Regions from separate parts of the Homo sapiens genome. Here all the other regions are linked to region 1. The links are chromatin contacts, found by Hi-C or POLR2A ChIA-PET in ENCODE. All regions are on one chromosome and are shown on one strand. Each heading gives the region's core, a stretch centred on a gene start or an enhancer-like site at or near the end of the contact. The rest is flanking DNA. Distances are from core to core; before and after follow the strand shown. Region 1 holds the start of PPFIBP1 (PPFIB scaffold protein 1). Region 2 has its middle 65 kb from the start of STK38L. Region 3 holds the start of PTHLH (parathyroid hormone like hormone).

The links. A loop is a pair of places that touch in the nucleus more often than their neighbours do. ChIA-PET counts read pairs that join two places held with the same protein, here RNA polymerase II (POLR2A). Pooled maps may share reads with other maps.
Region 2: a loop to region 1 is called in a map of tibial artery, with 4 times the contacts of the local background. The contact joins the enhancer-like site here to the promoter of PPFIBP1 in region 1. A Hi-C loop is called at or near these places in 1 of 168 maps with a recorded cell type or tissue (tibial artery) and 5 of 50 pooled maps. POLR2A ChIA-PET finds 5 or more read pairs at or near these places in 3 of 52 experiments (HCT116, MCF 10A and WTC11).
Region 3: a pooled map shows a loop between it and region 1 (2.9-fold over the local background). The contact joins the promoter of PTHLH here to the promoter of PPFIBP1 in region 1. A Hi-C loop is called at or near these places in 1 of 50 pooled maps. POLR2A ChIA-PET finds 5 or more read pairs at or near these places in 2 of 52 experiments (BJ and SK-N-SH).

The regions. Positions count from the first base shown.
Region 1 is chr12:27,522,827-27,527,081 of GRCh38, reverse strand. It overlaps PPFIBP1 (PPFIB scaffold protein 1), which reads right to left and starts at 2,876. Exons shown (of 30, transcript NM_003622.4): 1 at 2,717-2,876. RefSeq lists enhancers at 2,254-2,854, 3,101-3,560, 3,458-4,059.
Region 2 is chr12:27,177,667-27,181,862 of GRCh38, reverse strand. It overlaps the pseudogene LOC124902904. Among named protein-coding and RNA genes, the nearest start is that of STK38L, 65 kb to the left of the region's middle. RefSeq lists an enhancer at 2,846-2,895. Within about 2 kb of position 1,927, at least 10 of the 41 ENCODE cell types and tissues checked have a DNase peak (open chromatin) inside an H3K27ac peak, as active enhancers do.
Region 3 is chr12:27,969,805-27,974,213 of GRCh38, reverse strand. PTHLH (parathyroid hormone like hormone) reads left to right here and starts at 1,481. Exons shown (of 6, transcript NM_198965.2): 1 at 1,481-1,691; 2 at 2,195-2,287; 3 at 3,947-4,189. RefSeq lists an enhancer at 4,312-4,409.

The DNA of each region.
Region 1 (4,255 bases), core at 1,627-4,126:
TAGTCAGTAACTGAGGGGAAAAATGACCTTGTTCTGATTTATCTCACGGTGGAACAGGGAGCTACAAAAAGACTACATAAACAGTTAATTAACTGTCCCTCGGTGAACTTGTTCCCAAAAAAATGTCAGTGATGCCCTTGAAATTAGGCACTATTGATCTGGAACTTCAGTGTGTCCTGGATTTCAAATCAACATTTATCCATTAAGGCCAGATGACCTTAATTTTTATTTTATTTATTTATTTTTGAGATGGAGTTTTGCTCTAGTCGCCCAGGCTGGAGTGCAATAACGAGATCTCAGCTCACTGCAACCTCCGCCTCCTGGGTTCAAGCGATTCTCCTGCCTCAGCCTCCCAAGTAGCTGAGATTACAGGTGCCCACCACCACACCCGGCAATTTTTTTGTATTTTTAGTAGAAATGGGGTTTCACCATGTTAGCCAGGCTGGTCTCCAACTCCTGACCTCAGGTGATCTGCGTGCCTCAGCCTCCTAAAGTGCTTGGATTACAGGTGTGAGCCACCAAGCCTGGCCGACCTTAATTTTTAAAGTTGCTCTTGGAAATATGACAGTTGTTGGTCACAGGAATTTAACCAAAAACTGATCCTACCTTTCTCAATAACTCAAACATCTTTTAAGTATTCCGTGTTTTCCTACACCATATCTGCCTCATAAACATGGACTGAGAAAGAGAAATATTGGTTTAAATTAAGTATGTAAAATTACTGCTATTATTCAAACTGTGAATCAAATTTAGAGTTTTGGTATATTCAAGTCCCTAAACTAGGACTAGTTTCTTGGAAAGAAAGTGTAAATCTGAATTTGGCACATAAGGATAACATCCTAAAGATACTCTTCTTTACTGAACCGTCTGGCTTTTGCAGCCCCATCTTTTGGTATTACAAATGCAGTTGGAACACTATCAGCCAAGGAACACTACCGTGAGTTCACATTAGCCCACAGGAACTCCACTCCACAGCTCTATCCTACTGAAAAAGTACACTGGAAAATACAGTATGTTTTATGTACTCCCCATAGAACATAAATAGAAAAGACTTGTTCACCATTATTGCAGAGCCATTTGCAATTTCTGTGTCTTAAGCCAAAATACAAACCAAAATTAAAATGTTGTCTTTCCAATAAAGCGAATTTTCCTTTCTCAAAAAGCCTGCTATTTTATCCACTCTATTTAATTTTTTCAGGAACTAACAACAATACAGACCCAGGTATGTCATAAACAACAGCACAACCAAACACTTCTTTCTAGTTCTGAAACCTAATGATCATTTGGCTAGAAAGATAGAGAACCCCATCTATAGTCCTCTATCCCTTTTCCTGACTTGGGTTTACTAGACCTACTGTTGTGGCTTCTTTCTTTCTCCATCTCCTGGAAATGCCTTTTCCCTTCAGGGGCCTGGGATACGGATTTTGACTCACAATGAAGTCCACTCCCATTTCCTCCAGACCTGGCAACAGTAGGATCCTCACTGCTGAGGAGGAACTTCGGTGAAGGAAAGGGGAAACTTGACTCAGGAGTCTCAGCGCTTACTTTTTTTTTTTTTTTTTTTTTTTCCTTCCTGCTCCAAAAGAGAGCCTTAAAGCACTGATGAGAGGGTCCTGAATCGGTGTATGGAGTCAATTTCCCCGCCCCCTCGAGAAAGTCAATCACACCCAGTTAGTGACCTGGGCACACAAAATCTCCACATAGGAAAAAGACAGGGTTTGAAATAGGAAATAAACAAAAATCAGAATTCTATTCTTTCACTTCTTAAAAGTATCTTTTTCCTCCCGCAATTGCTTTCTCAAAATACCAAACTTGGACTTTGAAATCAAGTTCTTTTTCTATTGCTCTCCGCAGTTCTTACTGAAAGCAAGGATTTGTTTTGGTCCCACATGTTGAAAACTTCACGTCCCTATAATTAAGAGTTTATATGCCACGCCTTCCACCGCGTTTCCCTGTTAAAACTCCCTTCTCTAAAAAAGATCCCTGAAAACACAACTACCAGCTCGCCCCTCAAGCAGCCACAGGAAACAGATCTGAAGATTCTCAGCAGCCATCCTAACCTCTCCAGATATAAAGCTGGCAGCTGAAGGGATTTCTCGGTTAAAATGAGTGAATACTAGTTGCAGTTTTAGAAGTGTGCCCCCAAGAGACGAGTTTTCCCGCAAGCTCATAATTAATAAACACCCCAAGTGAATTTCTCACATCCTGACTGGATTACACAAAAGGATATTTTACATTGATATATAAGACTAACATTGATATTCTTTTAATATATAATAGGCCACAAGGAGACAAAAAAATACAAAACTTTTTTTTTCTTTTCAACGAGCATAATTTTTGAGTCGATGATCCATAATTTTTTGTGGCATTTTTAAATGCCTCAATACACACAGACAGAGAGACACACACGCCCCTCTGGTTGGGGTTCTCAGGTATTACCGGGAGCCTAGGGTGTGGGGGTCTAAGGATACAGACAAGACCTAAACGTCCAATCCTGGAGTATTCTTCACGTACAAGCTCGGTCCAAGCCCCAGGAGTTAAGCCCTACCCCTCCACCCCCACCACCCCCAAAAAGTGCCCGTTCCCATTGGGAAACAGGAGTGAGTTGCACAAGGAAATCGACCCGGGGAAGAGGAGGAGCAGCTGCAACAGCCAGCTGCAGCCACACAACGGTGCCACTTCCCTCCCGTCTGGGAGTGGAGCAAAACGCCCTTACCTGGGGGGTGGAGAGCCGCCGGCACTAGTTCCAAAAGTTCTGGTCCACCTCCTCTCGGAGTTCAAAGCCCCAGCACTCCGGCCCGGCCGCCAGCTCGCAGCACACGAGTCCTTCCCCGTCCTTTCCCCACCCTGCCTGCACTACACCATGTCAGGAATCCGGGCAGGCACCGAGCTGGGAGCTGACATCACTCCCAGTTCCAGGTACCTCCCCCTCCCACTGCCGCCCTTCTCTCCTCCCTCCCTGCAGGAATCAGCCAAAGAGAGTCAGCAGTGGGGCGGGGCCGGGGGCGCCTGCGCGCCCGCTGATTGGAGCCGGGGAACGTCACTCAGAGGAGTCCACTAATTTTATGCATTCCTCGCTGAGCCAGACTAGGGCTGGAAGTGGGTGGATGGAAGAAAATGCTGCCCTTCCTGCTATCTCTAAGGAACGGAGATAATCCGATGGGGAAGAACCTGGCGGGTCGAGTTTTAAACTTTTCTTGTTGTAGTTACTGAGATTCCAGATCAGAAACGAAACTAACCCACGCGAACCCCCTTTTTAAGGAGAAACAATTGCCTCGGTGTCACAGGCACACGGGCATGTACAAGCCCGGCGGCGCGTGGTGTAGAAAATGGCTAGCTTTAAGCCATGCAAATAAAGGAAAACGTCAGCTCACCCTTCTGCCCTTTTATCCTGGGACTGCTGGGTGTTCCCTTAGACGGGGAATGTAGAACTTCAAAAGCACTTCAGAAAGATTTGGAAGAGACTCCTGAAAACGGTGACCGAGCTTTGAATTGTTAAGTGGTGGTGTTGTCAGCCATGTGGCTGCTGTTGCTTTTAGCGATGAAAATCACACCACACAAGCTTCTCGGGCAAGTAAAATTGAATCTCTGAAGCAAGAAAAATGTATTTCCCCGTTTAAAGACCTTAAGGCTGCTGTTTCAATGCACACACTGAAAAGGGTGGAGGAAGGAGGGACCTCACAATTGAGTTCCACAAACCACATGAGAATAATTACTGTAGAATGGAACCAATTGTAGTGGCTGAGCTCTCAATTAAGAATTAACTAACGTTTATCCTTGACAGATATCATGCGGTATAATCCCCTTGGCTGACAGAAGAAAAAGATTCTCAGAAAATGGTTCTTTCAAGGCAGATGCTGCTTACAGGCAGACCTGAATGGTGAAAAGCAGCTTTATTTGTATGAGATATAGGTAGCATATAACCCACCATCTTCTAAAAATATAGTGAATTAATAACTTTCTCTTTTTTTTCTTCTTTTTTTAAACAGGTCACTCTGCCACCCAGGCTGGAGTGCAGTGGCATGATCTGGCTCACTGCAACCTCCTTCTCCTGGGTTCAAGTGATTCTACTGCCTCAGCCTCCGAGTAGCTGAGACTACAGGCGCCCACCACCACACCCGGCTGATTTTTGTATTTTCAGTAGAGACGGGGTTTCCGCCATATTGGCCAGACTGGTCTCGAAATCCTGACCTCAGGTGATCCACCCTCTTCGGCCTCCCAAACTGCTGGGATTACAGGCGTGAGCCACCACACC
Region 2 (4,196 bases), core at 678-3,177, 340 kb after region 1:
TCTTTCTGAGTTTTCCTTTAATAGCCCATGAACATAAACTCCCCACCCTCATAACTGTTTCTTTCTTCAGGGAGAGATACAAAACTTATTTCTTGGGTGAAGATCTCCACTTTAAGCTGCAGATTCACATTACTGTGCCCTTGGCAATATTAACTCATTCATTCATTCAGACAGTCAGTAAATTTTTTTTGAGGCATTGTTTTAGGTACCGTTCTGAGTGCTTCAGGTTTAGCCATGAATCAAAAAGACAAAATCTGTTCTCATGGAGCGTAAATTTAGTGGGGGTAATCCAGTCAGTGAAAAAATGAGTAAACAAAATAATTTCAGGTACTGCTATGAAGAAAATATAACTCAGTGATGTGCTAGAGATTGTCTGGGAGACTACTTTAGATTCCATGCCAAGGGAAGGCTCTCTGGCAGGGGGTCTACAAAGGTAAGCCACCCTTCCCCATCCCATCCTGGTCTGACAAGGAGGGGTTGAGAAAAACAAGCAGAACTTCTCTGTGTAATATGCAAAAAGCATTTTTCAATGCTTGTGGGGATGGGAAATAATCTTAGGGAGATTCTTTTCCTGTGAACTGATTTCTTTTCCTTAGAATGAATCACTATAGTTCAAAATTCCAGAAAAATTATAATCTTACGAGATCTTATAAGAACCCATCTCCAGCTCTTCTTAAATTTTGAATTTTCCTTCAGACATTGTTTCTGTTGTGTAATGCTTCTATCTTATTTCCTTTTTTGCCTTCTCCTCTGATATCCCATTAGAAATAGAGTCATTTACTATTAAGTCTGGTCAACCACATGCATTTTGAAATATTTACTTCCCAATAAAAGTTAGATGAGTAATTTACATCTAAAAAGAGCTTCTACCACTGAATATCTCGGTCATCACTTGTAAACATAACTTATATGACTTTGTTCACTTTTTTTTTTTTTTTGAGACAGGGTCTCGCTCTGTCTCTCATGCTGGAATGCAGTGGTGAGATCTCAGCTCACTGCAACCTCTGCCTCCCAGGTTCAAGTGATTCTCCTGCCTCAGCCTCCCGAATAGCTGGGATTATAAGCATGTGCCACCACGCCCGGCTAATTTTTTTTTTTTGTATTTTTAGTAGAGACAGGGTTTCACCATATTGGCCAGGCTGGTTTCGAACTCCTGATCTCGAGTGCTCTGCCCACGTCGGCCTCCCAAAATGTTGGGTTATGGGTGTGGGCCACTGCACCCAGCCAGTTCACTTTTCTTTTGCATTAATGGGCACCATGATATTTTGAAGAGGGCACAGAGTGGTGAAAGACCACGGGCTTTGGGGTCAGGTCTAGCTTTGAGTCCCTACTCTTCCATTTGCTGACTGAGTGAATGTAATCAAGTTACTTAATCTTTTCTGGATGGAAATCGTAGCTACATTTTAGGGTTATAGAATCAAAGATACTCAATGAAAATTGTCTGGCAAACACTAGGCACTTAATTCACAGAAGTTATTACTATTATTCTAGTCATGTTCAGTAATTGATATAAGCTCTTGGATTCTATATATGGTTTTTCTGACATTTCCACTTTTGCCTTTTAAAATCTGCTATGAATGTACTTGTAAATATAAACCTTGTGTCTTCCAAATGCAAAGGGGAAAAAAACCAATTAAGATTACATTGAATAGAAGTAAGTGTGCTGGAATTAGAGCTATGTGATATTAAACAGATTAATTTCCATGGGCTGTTGATGCAGTCATAAGCCTAAAATAATTTGGCAGAGCTAAACCAGACTAGCAAAAACAGACTTCTGAACTGGCACATAGCACAAAAGGTAGTTCTCCTTATGCCCAAATATAGATGTTGACTCATGCAGGCTGGGTTAAACATCTGAGGAACAAAGTGGTATCACCCAAGGAGGCAGGATGACATCATTCTGCAAATGTTTCTCGTCTGTCTGGTTTTGGGGATTAGACCTTTTTAGCTCCTATTTCTCATAATTTCCATTGGTTGCTCTTAAATACTACCCTCCTTGAGAGATGCAACATCAGCTCCTGCCTATCTTTAAATTTCCTGTGCATTGCAAGTATTATTTTTCCTTGTCTGACATGGTATTTGGTTTCTACCTTACTAATTCTATTGAAAGTGGTCTCAAAGGAGCCACTAAAAATGGTCTAGTTGCTCAACCAAATAGCTTTCTTTTTCGTTTTCCTCTAGATCTGTGTACGGTGTTTGACACTGCTGATCGATTCCTTTTCCTTATCACTCTTTTTCTTTGCTTTCTTATGCTTGTCTCAGGATTCCTTTTTTCAAAAGGCAGTTCTTAGGAGCCTCCTTCATAAATTTCTCTTCCACAACCCGCCACGAGATGTTCTCCAGAGTTACAATTCAAGACCTTTTCCTTGTTCACACACTCTCCCTGCCAGCACATTGCCCTGTGTCCCCACTCTTATGCACCTTCCCCCAAACTCAACCTGTTCAGGTCCCTGAACCTGCCCCAACTAAGAACCTTCAATTTTCTCCATTATTTTCACAATAAAGCCCAGGCAATCTTAGAAGACCGTTAAATGCTTTATAACTGGGTCTTAGCAAATCTTTAGAGCTTCATCCTAACCACTGATGTTCTCTGCTCCTGCTCATGCTGTTTATTTATCTCTCTCCTTTCTGCTTTCCACAAAAATCTTGGAAATCCTCCAAGATCCAATTCAAATGTCACTTCTGCAAAATTTCCCTTAGCACCTTCCTCCCTGCTCCCCTGATGGAATTGGTGCCTTCATCACAGTTCCTATATGATTTTTTTGTTTGTTTGTTTACTAGTGTAGCATTTCCCACATTTTATTACTATCTGGTCTGGACTTATTTGTTTGTTCCCTTAAATGGTGATTTCTTGAGAGAAGTGACATTAACGTCTTTGTCTTATTATTATTCATACTACTCATCACAGTACCTTGTAGATAACTGTGTTCTCAAGAAACTTTTCTTGATTTGAATTTAACTTATTTTTCAAAGATCAGTCTTCTAATCAGGTGCAGTTGCATTGCTACTTAAAAGGAGAGTGAAAGAGAGAGAGAATCTTTGTCATCAGCTCATTGTATCTTAACTGTATTTAGGCTTTCATACCAAAGCTCTTTTCTACTCTCCATACATAATTAAACTGTGGGCAAAAGAAAGGTGTTCCATGCTATGTACAACCAACTCCCTGGTCAGCTAAATTCTAGTGCAGAATCATCGGAAAGAATCGGAATGTCTAACTTACTATATGGGAATAAAGAGTCTACTTAATTAAGTTGGATAAGCTCTTCCACGACATCAGTATATCATTTAGTACATTTCTTCTCCTAGGAGATTAAATAGGGCCTGGATATATGTTATAATAAATGCACACAAGCTCTAATTTTGTTCAGCCAAATAAATGGTTACTTAAAACTAAGCCTGGATAGACTCAATTGTATCATGTAACTAAGCCAGACAGAAAAAAAGCCTTATTCTAGTGGTTGTGAAGTGCACTGTTTTTCTACTTTCAGCCACTCTATTTAGCCAAGATCTACTTCACTAATGATCTTTACTTCACCAATGAACAAAAAGAAGGTTGGAGGTTTTATAAAAGAAGAAATGTTACTTATTGGTTTTTCTGTTTGTTTGTTTTCTGAGACAGGGTCTGAGATAGGAATATTTAGTGCGTTTTTTAAAACTCAGGAGATCATAAAGGCAACAGAAAAAAAAATCTGTTGTGAATGATGAAATCTCTACTGCTTAATAAGCCTGCATACAATTTATAATATATATTTCTATTAAAATAATTGATAGCATACATTGAGCAATAGCATGTATATGTTAAGCACTGGCTCAATACCTTATATGGATTATCTCATTTCCCCACAATAATCCCATGAGGTTGGAACTATTATTATCCCCATTTTATAGATGAGGCAACTGAAGGTCAAGTAACTCCCTAGTGTCACAGAGCTACTAAGCTGTAAACTATGAGTCAAAGTCTGACAATCCATAAGCAATGTGGCTAAGGAAATGTGGCCAGGCAGGTCTTACTCTTTGCTTGTGCATTTTTTTCCAGCCCAGTCTTAAGATTCTTAAATCCTTAAGGACTGATGCTTTGTCAGTTATATCTACAGAAGACTTTTATCTCTTTTTGAAATATAAAAAGAAAAGGGAAAGGGAGAAATGCAAAGCAAGTCAAATTATATGAATGCACAGTTTTCTGCTCAAACTTTGGT
Region 3 (4,409 bases), core at 232-2,731, 450 kb before region 1:
CTGGCTGGCTGGCACCAGTCCAGGAGATCAGGACTGGGACACTGCACATTCATATTCTCTCTCTCTCTCTCTCTCTCTCTCTCTCACACACACACACACACACACACACACACACACACAGAGACATATCTGAAGAAGACTCTTCAGATATGTTTCAATTGTCAGGAGTTTGCGAGGTGCTCAAGTGCTTGACCTTTAAGAACCGGTTCTCAGAGACCCCCATTTCCTAAAGACCTTCTCATCTCACATTGGTTTGGGTTCCTCCCAGGAAACCGCCTCCTCTCTGGGCCTCCTGCTTCAGTTTGGGGGAAGCAGAACATTGCCCAGGAAGTAGGGAAGGGTGAGGAAGGGTGTGAGGCCCACTTTTCCCATGGGAGGATCCCATCAGCTTGATGCATATCTATACACTCCTCCCTGAGGCAGTTCCTCCAGAGGTTAGCAGCCCGCCCTGTTCCTGGAGAAGTCTTATCCTCACCTAACTACAAAAAGATTTAATAAAGAAACACACCCTTTCCTATTGTTACTTGGGGTTTGAAGGCATTACATCTTTTTTTCTTTTTTGCTACCTTGAGGTCAGCTGGCAACAGCCTCCTCTCAAGTCTCAGTCCAGGCGAGCGATGAGAGCCACATTCTAATGGAATCCAATGAGAGCATTACTTGAGCTGATTATGCAACGTCTCTTTGTAAACATTGAAAAAAGTTTGGAGAAGAGATGGGATGAGTTTAGTTGTTTGGTTCCAGGGGATTTTAGAGACATAGCTTGCAGCTACAGATTGGTAAATGTGAAATCTGGATGCTTATTGGTAATAAGAGAATTCCCAAGCCCAGGTGCACTGTTTAAAGTGCTATAGATTCATATTTGGTTTATAATGTATATCTGTTTGCTGTTTGGGTTAAGGAGGAAAGAAGAAAGAAGGATGAAGAGGCTAAGCATAAATGCTATTTACTTTTTTCTAAGCTATGACAGGAGATATACATTAACTGGGTATTCAACTGAATTTAAGAGTAATGCATTTAAAATTTTTTCAACCTCTTTTAAAATTTGATATACTGTAATAAACTGCCACTGGGGATGGGAAGATGGAAGCCTGGTGCTCATGGGCTAGGCATTTGTGTAGGTGTAGATCTTATAATGCTAAACATGGAAATACTTCAGATTAGAGGCAGGCCTTCCCATTTGCTAAGGTGCATTTACATGACAGCAAGGCCTAAGCAAACATTTAGCTTCTATTGGCACTTGTTCTATTTCTAAACCTTAGAAAAAAGGTGTGTGTGTGGGCTGGGGGGACGGGGGGGGGAGGGAGGTGGTAGGGGGTGCTCTTGCTGTGTCTCATTTGCAGTCATGCATCCTCTGCATTATTATGATGGAGATTACTCAGTTATGTTAGGAACTAGATTATGATGTCAGAAAATATCCTTTCCAAAACAGGCAAAAAGTCAGGGTCCTGGGTATATATTGAGGAGAATTTCTACGGAAAGTAATAAACAGGGCAGCTTGGAAGAGGTACCTGCTTTCTAATAATTGCCTTTAGTGGGAACAGAAGTCTCCTTTCAAGAAGCTTTTAATTCATTTTAAGATTTAATTTTATGTTTTCTGAAGAACAACAAAAAATATTTCTGGAAAAGACTGCTGAGAAGATTTCCCTCTTTCAGCCAGAAGAGCAGAGAGAAGATTGTAAATCAAGGAAAAGGTGAAGTAATAAATTAGGAGGGAACTTTGGTATTCCGAGTATATAAAGACTATTTATTTTTCCTGTGTCTATATTTTCTCTTTTTGTGGAGGAGAGGAAATTCTAAAAATATTTGATAGATGTTTTGCCATTAACACCAGAAAAGTGTGTGGGGAAAAAGAAAGGAGGGAAGGAGTGGGGGGTTAATTTTGTTTAATTAGTAGAAAAAGCAACATAAATCAAAGCAGTCTATTGATGCCAGTCCTTAATTTATAATGTTCTGAAAGTAAAGTGAATTTATTTACAACATAAGTGATTTGATAATTTCAATCTGATTTTTGTTTTAACCTTCTATTGGGAGAAGGGTTGACTTTTTAAAGCCTGGATAGTTTGAAACTTGGCTAGGTACCTTGGACTTTTTATTGTGGAAGCAAATATTATCATTTCAATGTTAAACAACTTGCAAGTATTAAATGGCTCATTTGTGATTGACTTTTTTTTTTTTTTTTTTTTTTTTTTTACAGATTTCCCCCTTCAGATCTAACGATTACATTAGGGCTCCTGCATCTTTTTGGAAGGATTCTTTTTATAAATCAGAAAGTGTTCGAGGTTCAAAGGTTGACATTTCTGAGTGCTGATACTTTGTCCTTTCATACTATCCAAACAAGTCTAACATTTAGAAATCCTTACACATTCAAGGGAAGTTGTGGAAATTCCCAGAGAGAGAGTGTGTGTGTGTGCGTGTGTGTGTTTTGGTTTTGTTTTGCTTTTTTTCTTTGTTAGTGAGAAGAAGCCGAGTCTTTTAAGGTACGGGGTTTACAGTAATGAACTGAGGAAGGCAGGAGCTTCTAAGAAAATATGCCCCCCCACCCAACCTAAGCAGTAAACTTTAACTGCTAGCTAGCTGCAGTGAACCAGTGGGAGCCCCGATGAGCGAGGGTCTCGGTGACAGCGTGCTATTTCTCCCACCCTGGGTAAAATATGTGGAGCATCACCCGGAAAGTCGGGCTTGATAAAGGCCACATTCCTTGAATCATCTCAAGAATCTAAATCACACTAGCCTTCTAGAAACTAATGAACCCTACCAGCAGGATTGCCTAGAAGACAAATATCCCTTGAATGGTTCCCAGTCCACTCGCGCTCTTTTCAAAAAGTTAGAGGAGCCCTGGGGAGGGTATCCACTCCCGCTGCAATCCTTTCCTAGATGATACTACCCAGTAATTCCGAGCAGTCTTTCTTCCCCGCCCATTAGCTTTGGAAAGAACCTCGGCTTTCCCGTCGCTTCTCCCAGGCAGAGCAGCACATAACCATAGTTCCACTGCATCTGTCCGCTGGCTGCAGCGACTCGGATACAGTCTTCCAAGAATCTGTAACCTGGGACTTTTGAGGGGGAGGGGACAAGCAGGTAGGGTATCAGAGAAAGGATGGGTTAGACTCCCGACCATGAGTGAAAAGGGCCGTGTGCGTGCTCCAGGAGTGTCGGTCCCCCTCTGCAATTCAAAAGGGGGATCTCTCCTGTGCGCGGGTTTTTTGGGACCGGCTCCAGATGTCTCCCAGCAGTTCTGAAACAGCAAAAAGTGCAATTTAGATATGAAATCTGGAACTGTTTTTGTTCTTCTAAGCAAAAGATCTCCCTCTCTCTAGCCGATGCTCCCCACTCAGTTCATCCCGGGAATGGGCCAGGGAGGAAGGTTCTCATGCATCGCCCCGAGCTGCCAGGCGAGCTTCGGGCTCCTTAAATTCACAGGCCAACAGCCCGCGTCCTCTCCGCGCAGGCTCCCGGTTGCCCGCGGTCCCCGGCCCAGCTCCTTGGCCTCCTCCTCGTCGGTCCGCCCCTGGTGGTCTTGGCGCCCGCTCGTCCAGCTCGGCGCGCCGGGGACCGCCGGCTGCCCGGGGCAGTCCGCACGCCCTCGGGGATCTCGGCTCCCGGATCCGCCGCGCCGGCAGGAGCCGGCCGGGCCTGGAGGGAGCAAGCGGATGCGCCCACGCCCCCGGCACGGGGATGGCGCGACAGGGCCCGGGCTCCGGGGTGGGGCTCGGCAGAGCTCCTGACAGCTCCGGGGTCGGCAGCGCGGGAGGGGGGAGCTCCGCCGCTCGCCGCTCATTCCCGGCTCGGGGCTCCCCTCCACTCGCTCGGGCGGCGCGGGGCCCGTTCGGGCCGCCCGTCGCCGCCCCCGCCCCCCGCGCGCCCGCCCGCCAGCCCGCCTGCGCCCTCGCTCGCCCCGCGCGCGTTCCTAGGGCGCCACCTCTTTGCGACTAGCTCACTTCTCCGGCAGGTTTGCCTCGGAGCGTGTGAACATTCCTCCGCTCGGTTTTCAACTCGCCTCCAACCTGCGCCGCCCGGCCAGCATGTCTCCCCGCCCGTGAAGCGGGGCTGCCGCCTCCCTGCCGCTCCGGCTGCCACTAACGACCCGCCCTCGCCGCCACCTGGCCCTCCTGATCGACGACACACGCACTTGAAACTTGTTCTCAGGGTGTGTGGAATCAACTTTCCGGAAGCAACCAGCCCACCAGAGGAGGTAGACAGACAGCTATGTATATATATGTGGGTTTCGCTACAAGTGGCTCTGGAACGAAAGGGCCTGGTTCGCAAAGAAGCTGACTTCAGAGGGGGAAACTTTCTTCTTTTAGGAGGCGGTTAGCCCTGTTCCACGAACCCAGGAGAACTGCTGGCCAGATTAATTAGACATTGCTATGGGAGACGTGTAAACACACTACTTATCATTGATGCATATATAA